Regions from separate parts of the Mus musculus genome. Here region 2 is linked to region 1. Evidence: chromatin contacts called from ENCODE POLR2A ChIA-PET data. All regions are on one chromosome and are shown on one strand. The core of a region is the stretch at or near the end of the contact, and the rest is flanking DNA. Distances in the headings are between cores, read along the strand shown. Region 1 holds the start of Hsd17b2 (hydroxysteroid (17-beta) dehydrogenase 2). Region 2 holds the start of Mphosph6 (M phase phosphoprotein 6).

The links. ChIA-PET counts read pairs that join two places held with the same protein, here RNA polymerase II (POLR2A).
Region 2: POLR2A ChIA-PET joins it to region 1 with 13 read pairs in Patski. The contact joins the promoter of Mphosph6 here to the promoter of Hsd17b2 in region 1. POLR2A ChIA-PET finds 5 or more read pairs at or near these places in 2 of 5 experiments (Patski and embryonic stem cell).

The regions. Positions count from the first base shown.
Region 1 is chr8:117,699,128-117,704,184 of GRCm38, reverse strand. It overlaps Hsd17b2 (hydroxysteroid (17-beta) dehydrogenase 2), which reads right to left and starts at 2,239. Exons shown (of 5, transcript NM_008290.2): 1 at 1,922-2,239. The coding sequence starts at 2,189.
Region 2 is chr8:117,798,949-117,804,005 of GRCm38, reverse strand. Mphosph6 (M phase phosphoprotein 6) reads left to right here and starts at 2,032. Exons shown (of 5, transcript NM_026758.4): 1 at 2,032-2,154; 2 at 4,850-4,962. The coding sequence starts at 2,104.

The DNA of each region.
Region 1 (5,057 bases), core at 990-3,489:
TCTCTCTCTCTCTCTCTCTCTCTCTCTCTCTCTCTCTCTCTTTCTTTGGTATTGGCGGTGGTTGGTTTGTTTTCTTGTGGTGTTGGGGACTGAACTCTGGACCTTAGCACAAGCAAGACAAGTTCCTCTATCCCTGGGCTCCACCCTAACTTTTAGCAAAGATCTTAAGCCTTCCCAGGAATAATATCAACCTTGTGCTTTCATTGTGCAAATGATGGGAAATGGCAATTTCAGTGTCTCTCAAATATCTCCAGCCCGGCTCTGACATTTGGAAGTTTCCCCTAGGGCTTAGTCCCTGAGCTTGTGTTGCTCACCTCACTTAGGTGGTGACGACACCAAATAAATGGGGAGCAGAGTCCTGCTTTCTCCTCTATCTTGGGATCTGCTGGAATCGCTCCTTCTCAGAGGTCAACTGAAAAAGTGTTAAACCTTGAATTGATCTCTGGATTGTCTACATTTCCTGTCGATTCTGTGATGGGCAGGATGCCATACCTCATTTATTTCCAGAGTTTCTGAGGCTGGGGATAGCTTCAGGGAGGGAGGGACTTGTGTAAGCATGAGAGCCCACGTTCAGATCCCTGGCACCCACGGAAAAAGCTGGGCACTGTGGGAAATGCTGGCAGCTCCTCACTGAAGAGCCAAAACCAAGAGGATCGCTGGGGCTTGCTTGTAAGCCAGGCTAGCCACTCAAGGAGCTCCAGAGTGGGGGAGAAATACCACCAAAAGGATAAAATGGGGAGTGGCTGAGGCACACACCCAGGATTGACCTCTGATCCTCAGAGAGAGAAAGATAAAGACAGACACAGACAGACAGAGACAAACAGAGACAGACAGAGACAGACGTGTACTTAATGGTTCTGTCTTCTTTCGTACAACTGGGAAATACAATAACTACTCGACTTCACTGTTGTATCTTAAACTCAGAGAAGCTGATGTCCTGCCCTTCCACACCCCAGCCAGAACCAAACCGTGCTCACAAGAAGAATCTTTGTTACTGGATTTAAAGTAAAAAAAAAAAAAAAAAAATTGATTCATCAGTCCACGAGTCCCCTGCTGACCACAGCCAGGGGCCCCAGCCACAGGTGATGACTTCCTTATGCAGGGGTGACACCCTCCTCACAAGGTGACTCTGCCGATGGCCTTTCCTCTTCTTTCCAGGCCTTTCTGGGTTAGGATCACTTGAGGGAATTCTAGTTGCAGCTTTCACCAAACAAACCCGTTTTACAACTCCAAGGAATCTAATTTGGCCGCCTCGCGCTTACTGCAGAAGAGCCTGCAGAAGAAGTGAGAGGCTGGCAGCTCAGCTAATGAGCAGCTAGCTCCGTGTGCACGCACTGCCAGTTTGATCTAATTAAGAAGCACTAATACACTAATGACATATAGAGAAAAGGTTCAAACAGGACAACAGGGTGGTTCGTGGTTCGGGACAGCAGCCTGGCAAATTGCAAAGGCTCAAAGTACAGTGGCGTCCCTAGACACACAGTATTGTGCCAAAGCTGACTGGCCACCTTCCTTCCATACATAGAGGGGTGACCAGGCCTAGGACCTAGATAAATAGTCACCTCAGAACAGAATAGCAACCAAGCCTGAAGAAGTCTGTCAGGTATTTCCTGGTACAAGAACACACGTGAAATGATGCTGTTTTACTTATTTATATTTATTCCTAGGAAATTAACACACTCATTGTATAGATCTGTGGCCCTGAGCAATTGTCACGTTTTGTCTTACCACTGGCTCCTTCCAAAGCCCATCCAAACCAAAGGACACGCAAAAAGGCAGTGAGAACCACTCGGGTATGTGCTGCCTGTCATTCACTCTAAGCACTTCCCACTCAAGCCAAAACTGACAGTGTCCCCCCACTGAGGACAGAGAGTATCAGACTCTTCTCCGCAGGACAATCACAGGAATGCTGGCCACTTACCTGTCACCAGCACGGCCTTTTGATCCACAGGTAACAAGTCTTGGTCAGATGAACTCATATACAGAAGAAGGAAGCAGGCCACGGATAAGAGGAACAAGGTGCAGAGGAGGGACAGACTGAGCAGGCAGGCACCTCCCCAGAGGCCAGCGAGACACACCGCCTGGCTCCGCAGCTGCCTGCCACTCCGGCATCCGCAGAGAAGCGTGCCCCCCAGCACTGCAGCGGCAGCCAAGCAGAGCCATGCTGACTCAGAGGCAAACGGGCTCATTCTCCACTGGCCTTCACTTGCTCTGGGCCAGTGAATACTGTGAGTGCAGAAGCTGGCTGGAGGCAGCCCAGGCTTATATGAAGGGAGAGGCAAGCGGGAGGGGGGAACGACAGCCCCCGCACCCTTTGAACAAGCATGTTAAAGGTAGTGATAGGGGAGACTACTCCCAGGATGTAATTTAAACTGTGCACTGTGATATAAATACCTGCTCATTCCCCTAAGGCACTCAACACTTACACATGAGCACACGTACACACACAAACACACACACACACACACACACGTACACACACACATACACACACACACAAATATACACACACCTACACAGACATATAGACATACACACATGCACATACACACAAATAGGCACATACACACAAATAGACACACACACATCGTAACACACAGACATAATACACACACGGACATACACACACATACAGACATACACACACTTACACATACACACATACACGCACGCGCACACGCACCCTCCCACCTGACAGATGTTTACTCAGATAATGATTGACAGACTTGGAATCACAAGAAGACAATCTCCTTTGGATGTGCCCTCTCTGTGTTGGTTGAGTTCTTTTGCTAACTCCGAGTGTATCTGTATGTGTGGCTGTGAGTGTGTGTGTGTGTGTGTGTGTGTGTGTGTGTGTGTTATCCAGGTAATCAGTGAAGCTTGGAAAGTGGATTCTAAGAAGAGAGCATCCCCGATCTGGCCTGTATCTGGAGGACTACTGCCAACTGAGACAGGTTAAGGGCTCAATGAGCCAAAAAAAGGCTCACCTTAGAGGCAGATGGAAGGTGCCTGTGTCTTCCCAGAGGGCAGTTGTGCCAGAGAGAGACCATAGCAATGACAATCAGACTGAGAGAAGCTGTCAGAACCAGTGCTCTGCTCAATTCTGACTCAGTCTACCCTGTTGGAGGCTCTGTTCTTGGTAGTAGGACTCGGTCTCCGAATAGGATGTCCTTACAACATTTCTATTCGTGTGGCAATAACGAGAGAGGCAATCAATAGGAGACTAGAGAGATTAGGAGCCGGAACGCAGCAGGGTGTCAATCCCCGGCATTGCCCTTTGAACCACCCACTGTCTGCTTTCGGTCAAACACAGAAAAGCAACCCCTCCTGTGCTAGTTCCTCCTTTTGCCCAGCTTGCATCTTACACAATCCTTTGTTAGAGTCAGCTTGTAAACTAGAAAATTCAGGCTGGGAGAGGCTGTACTTTATCCAAGAGCAAGGAATCTGAATCCACACACCTGTGACTCACCAGCTCAAGAGCCCTTCTGTAAAAACTGGAGAGATAGTTCAGTCTCTATATATAGGTATCTGGGTATTATATACCATGAGCGCGAACACACACTTACACATGAGCACACGTACACACAAACACACACACACACACACACACACGTACACACACACACACACACACACACACACACACACTCGGACCACCAGTTCCTATACTGACACCCAAGGGGAGCTCCCACGGGATTTGATGGGTGTGGTGCTTACTGGTGTCTGCCTAGGACAAAGCAGGATTCTAATAAAGGCTAGAAACTGAGAAAACTGGAGAGAGAGGAGCTCTCACTTTGTGTTCAGATGGCTCATTTTAAACCCAGTTCAGTTCCCACAGTTGTTAAGGATGAGGTAATCTTGGCTGGGGGATGCTGTCTCTTTACCTGTCAATACACTCTGCCCCACCTGGAACCCTAGATGGGGCCTCAGTGTGGGAAGCCGCAAACGCCATTACAAAATGATGCTGGTTTCAATAAGCCGACACCCATGAATATGGGTAAACAACCAATGTGCGCATGTGCCATAGAGTTTTTGCTGAGTCACTGCCTGGCACGAGGCATGTAAATGAGGTACTGAAAGCATAACCAATCAGGTGTAGACACGCCTCTCCTAGGCCTATATAAGCAGTGCCAGTTCTGGGGCTCGAGGTCTTTTGCCTACACAGTCAATGCCCTCCCAATAAACGTGTTGCAGGAGGATCCAGTTGTGGCGTCTTACTTGCTGGCGAGTCAGGCGTCCCACACCTCAGAAAGGCTACAGGGTTGCATGTTTAAATGAACGAGGACGCTGAGCAGGAGGTCTGGTAGAACACAGGGCCCCTCAGACTACAGTCTTATTCTAGAGAGCAAAGGTGCACAGAGGGACAGAGGTGGTGGGAGGAGTCTGGCACTCAAGACATAGAGGGAAGCAGGGTTTGCTCAGGACCTAACCCAGTGGTGGCACAGTCTGTCGGAAGACCAGTGGGGCCTTGGGTGGGGAGTCAGGGAAATCAGCCTCCAGCTCAGATATAAGTCTAGGGCAGTGCAGCTATCAAGGGAGGATGAGGTAGGACAGCCCCAGGCCCAGGCTAGTTCAAGAACCAAGGGAAACAGGCTAAGAAGCCGGAATCTGTGAGCTACACTGTGGGGTGGGAGCATCGTGAGAGTCGACAGAGCATGTATAGGAGACCTGTGTGGGGTGGTAGCAAGTTACCTCCAATCCCAGCCAGCCTCATGGACACTTGGCTCCATCCCCACAAGCTTAGGGCAGTGGAACTGTGGAATTCTTGAGCAGCCCTAAGCATGTTCTCTCTCACCCACAGATCCCATCCCATCCCAATGCTGACTGCACAGACAGATATTTGATGGGTTGGGGGACAGTCCCATGTGGGCATACGCGGCTAGCTTCGGTTCTTTTGTCAGGACGTTAGCACTGTGGCTTCTGTATCGGAGGGGGGCCAAACACGCCTGTGTGGGTTTCCCGACAGGCTTATACTCACCTGAGACCGGGCAACTCTTTTTCTTCGGGTGGCTCACACAACAGGGGAAAGCTGACTCGGTACAACACAGAAATTGAAG
Region 2 (5,057 bases), core at 783-3,282, 100 kb before region 1:
CAAGGCCAGGAGTGGAAGTCGACTAAGTCTCAGGTGTGTGCCCACCAAGTCTCCGGGTCTCAACCTGCTCTACCTTACCAAACCTTTTAGCATAGCTTCACATCCCACAAATCCTCCTTTTTCTTTTTATAGGAGGGGCATCACTGGAGTGTCTAGAGTGAAAATTTAGGGTGGGGTGGAATATCAAAATAAAACACAACACCATAAGCCAGAGGGGTAACAAGGGGTGGGAGCTAAGAAAACAAGGGATTATTGAAACAATTAAATGTCATACCATTTGGGATACACTGCCTTTGCCAGGCCAGAGAGGCTCAGGGACTCTTGCTATGCCATCTTTGGTCAGCAAGCTCTTGTCACAACTGTAACTTATAGTTACATGATACTTCATTTTTCTATGGTCACCATAATGAAATACTACAGGGGTGGGGTGGGAGGGGGTGTTGGGTGTCGGCTACATGTATTTCTTATAGTCATGACCAAGGTAGTAGTAGTTTTGGCTTCTCTGGGGCTTCTTTCCTTGGCGTGTAAATGGTCTTTCTTTTAGCACACACACCTCTGGTGCACTCAGAAGTTTTCATCTTATGACAGGAGGCTGAAGATTTAGCTAAGTGGTAAGCTTAGTGTGTGGCTGTAGGTTTCGTCTACAGCACAGGGGAAGAAAGGCTACCAGCCACACTGGATGTGGGTTCGTCCTAAAGGTTGTCTCTTGAAAAGCCCTGTCTCCAAACACAGTCACATTTTGAAATAATGGGGGTCAGGACTTCAGTATTTGAATGGAAGGAGACATAAGTCTGCCATATATGGTTAGTCCGGTAACAAGATAGCAGGATTTTTATTTATTTTATTTTTTATTTTTGGTACATTCTACCACCAAGGCTTCATATAACGATATTTTCTTGACTTTCAAGCCTTCCCACTTTGATCTGAAGAGGGCCACCCTGGATTAAATTTAAAGTGACCCTAAAAGTCACTGGCTGCAGCCATTTTCTTCCTTCCACGGTATTTACTGCTTTCTAATGTAGCTCCAGGAAAGGGTGGGAATGTGTCTTTAGCCCCTTGGTGCTCACCCATGTCTCACTGACAGTTATGAGTAAATGTGTTTCTGTAACCACTTAACACATTATGTCTTTATTTACTCCACTGAGAAAACCTGCAGGGCGTTTAATATCCGGAATGCTTTATGAATCTCGACTTTACCACTTCTCCAGCGGGTTGCTTATTACATGCCAGTGATGTGTCCTTCCGTATACTTACGAGGTACGGCACCACAACTTGTGGAAGTCCATTCTGCCCTTCCATCACGGGGGTCCCGGGGATCAAACTCATGTCCTCCTCGGGCTTGGCAGCAAGTGTTTTCACCCATTAAACCACCCCTGGCCCCTTCACAAGTTGTCGCCTTGCGTACAGCTCTTGCTAGTTCCTGCCATTCTTCCCATTCCAGAAGGAAATCCTTCAGGCTCCAAGATGCACAGCGAACAGGTGTATGCATATTCATCAGTCTTCCACGGTTTGTGTGCAGCCCTACAGCTATCACGCAGCCTGGGTTTGTGACCACCTCCTTCACTCTGGGACAGAGCATAGCGACACCAGCGGCTCAGGGCTACTGAGAGTTCTAGAAAACACGCTTCATAGAAAGCCACCATTCGTATTTTTAAAACTTTTAAACTCTGGCAGCAACCTCAGCGGCCTCAGCTAGGACCTCAGCAAGGAACTTCCAGACCGGGTCGTTAGGGAGTCCTCGGGTGTCGTGGAGGCCCCGCCTACAGCTCCAGCGTCCTCCCCTTAATCCGCCTTTCCTGAGTTTAGCCCTGGGACCCTGAATCGCAGTCGCCCCGCGGTGGCCCGAGCTCTTACCACAGCTCTTTGCGGAGAGACGCGCTCCGGGAGCTGGAGAAGCCAGAAGCAGCTCCGAGCACTAGGGCGGGGCAGCGCGATGGGTGTGCCTAATCGGGGGCGTGGCAACGGCGCGGGGGCGGAGCTAAAGCTCTGCCACGCCTGTAAGCGACGTGGCCCGGGCGGGTCTAGAGCGTCGTCTTATCTAGCTCCGCTCTTGACCGTGCGCAAGCGCAGTGCGGCGGGAAAGCCTCTGCAAGTGCGTCCAACATGGCGTCGGAGCGCAAGACTAAGTTATCCAAGAACCTGCTGCGCATGAAGGTGCTGAGGTCGGGAATGCTGGGTTGTCGGGCGGGGAGGCTGCTGAGCTCCGAGATGTTCCGTAGTGGGACTCGGGCCGAAGCGATGGGCAGACTGGCTCGGGATGGCCGCGGCCAGCGCACCCCATTCATTCGCTCAGCCTGCGGGCCTTTGGGCACCAGGGGTGAGATTTTGCTTAGCCTGATGTGGGGAGGGAGCCTGCACAACGTTCATCAGAGCCTGCAGAGTTGAGTGCTGTGGTGGCTTTAGTGTCTGGGCCGCCTGGGAAGTTAGACTTCTCGCGAGAAGTGGTCCCTAAGGAGGAACAACGTGAGGGATGGCAGGTAGTGTCCTAAACTGAGGGAAAGTGAGTCCAGAAGCTAAGAAGGAGAAAATCAGGGACGTTGCAAAGAACTAAAGGTAGCTCGGACGTCTGAAAGACAAGGAGCATAAAATGAGGCTGGAAATCTTAGTGGTCACACATCCAAGGAATTGTAAGCCAGGCTGAAGTTTTGTTCCTGTTGCCTCATGAGCAGGAGGAAACTGTTTTCTGAGTTAATTGCTTTTTGTTTGTTTGTTTGTTTGTTGGGGGGGGGGGGGGTCGAGACAGGGTTTCTCTGTGTAGCCCTGGCTGTCCTGGAACTCACTCTGTAGACCAGGCTGGCCTCGAACTCAGAAATTTGCCTGCCTCTGCCTCTCCCAAGTGCTGGGATTAAAGGCGTGCGCCACCACGCCTGGCTAGTTATTGTTTTTTTAAGGCCACTTTAACTGAACTGTGGATGATGGTTAATCAGAAAGGCCCAGCCCAACAACGTGAAAGCTCACAGCCAAAAGGATGAGCTAAAAAAGTTCCTGTGTTCTGGGTGAAGGTTGTCTTCGTGGTGGGAATGGAGAAAATGTTAGTGGGGTGAAATGAGTTCTCCACTAACTTTTAAACAAAATGAGTTTCCCTTTGTGTGTGTGCATGCATAGCTGTATATATACCATGTGTGTTCAGGTGCCTGCGAAGGCCAGAAGAGAGTGTTGGAGCCCCTGAAACTGGAGTTTTAAGTCAGCAGGTATGAGTACCAGGACTTAGGCAAGAGTCAAGGGTGCTCTTAGCCACTGAGCCAACTTCCCCAGCCCATGATTTTTAAATTTGAAGTTGAGCCAGCTGAAGTGGCTTTGATGGCACACATTTGTAATCCCAGCACTTGGGAGGTGGAGGCAGGAGCTTAATTTGTGGCCAGCCTGAGCTGGATATGAGACCCTGTCTCAGACATCATTAAAACAGAAGCAGCTTAACCACAATTTAAAAGGGGTTAAAAGCGGATGAACACAGGAGTTAAGACAGGGAAAAGCTAACTCTTGAAGCTTAAATAATACTAATAGAACGTATTCACGGTCCTCCCAATATTCCGGCATTGTTCTCCGTGTATATACTGAACCACTTAATTCACATAGTAACATTTGAAGGAGTTACAGTTGTCATCTCTGACACCTGAGGTATCTGAGACAGAAGTAACAGCTGAAAAGACTGGTCATCTGGCCCCAGAGCTTCTGCTTGTAATGATTAGCCTGTAGCACCTGTCTCTAACACACGGGGAGCTTGATTACAACGCCTGACTCAACAGTATTATAAACATGTGTTTAACAGAGCTGTCCTACCTACCAAGCGGTATAGTTTAGCTACACAGTACACTATAGAGTTTCAGTAGCTTACCCCAGGATGGTGTAGCTGTCTGGGAGCTGTGGCCCACTGTGCCCCAGCAGCCTAATAGAGTCTCCTCTTACATATGGCTAGCCCAGGAAACAGCATTCCTAGTAGTGTTTCTAATGGGTGGTAGCAGATCCCCACCATCTTAAAGGTGATTTGATTCATTAAGCCTCACCATGTGAAGTTGTGGTCTGTCAGTGCTTATGGTGAAATGAAAACTCTCTTAGAGAACGTGTTTCCAAGAAAAGGAAGGAAGGCATAAACGGGTGCTGTGTCGAGGGCCGGGGAGTGAGCATTCCCCCATGAGCTTTGAGTGCAAGCTGAGCTGGGATGCTATCTGGCCTAGGTATTTGTAAATATATTTGAGTCTCAGAGTTGTTATTTATGGGAGCTTGGGGCCCAGAGGAAAAACCCAAGTTTATAGAAAACATCATACAGCAATGCTTCATTAATCCCAGCACTGAAGAGGCCTGTGAGGCAGGTGGATCTCTTGCGTTCAAGGCCAACCTGGTCTACATCCTGAGTTCCAGGACAGACAGGGCTACACAGTGAAATCCTATCTGGGAAACCTTAAGAAATAAACAAGCAAACAAACAAAAAACCCTAGACAGTTACTGATGGAGCTGGAGAGCTATAGTTTCCCAGAGTCTGCTCTGAACCCTCAGTTTTGAGGGAGGTGAAATTGCTAGTTTTAGAGTGTGTTCTGAGGTCTTCCGAACCCTAGACATGCTTGGTTCACAGCCATGTTCTTATCCTCTGTCCAGTGTAGATGTGGGTGACTGACTGACTGTGTGCCTTCATGTATCCGCTAAGGCGAAATTGAAGATAGGAGGCAGTTAGTCAGGTTTTGCCACCAAGAATGTAAGGGGCCGTGTGAGGCACCTGTACTTTGAACCACAGGGTCACTAATCCAAGGGTCACTGGTACTCAGGGAGTCGTTTGTCTGCCGGGTGCCCTGGTACCTATGGCTGGCCACCCATGAGCCAGGGCACTGACACGGGCTTGCTCCTGTCTTAACAGTTCATGCAAAGAGGCCTGGACTCGGAAACCAAGAAACAGCTAGAAGAGGAGGAGCGGAAGATGATCAGCGACGAGCACTGGTACCTGGATTTGCCGGAGTTGAAGGAGAAGGAGTAGGTGACTGGGGTTCATGGGGGAGGGGAAGGTGGGGGAGGCTAATACAGATGAGGAGTGTTGCGGGAAATATTAAGACAAACTCTCAGCGGGG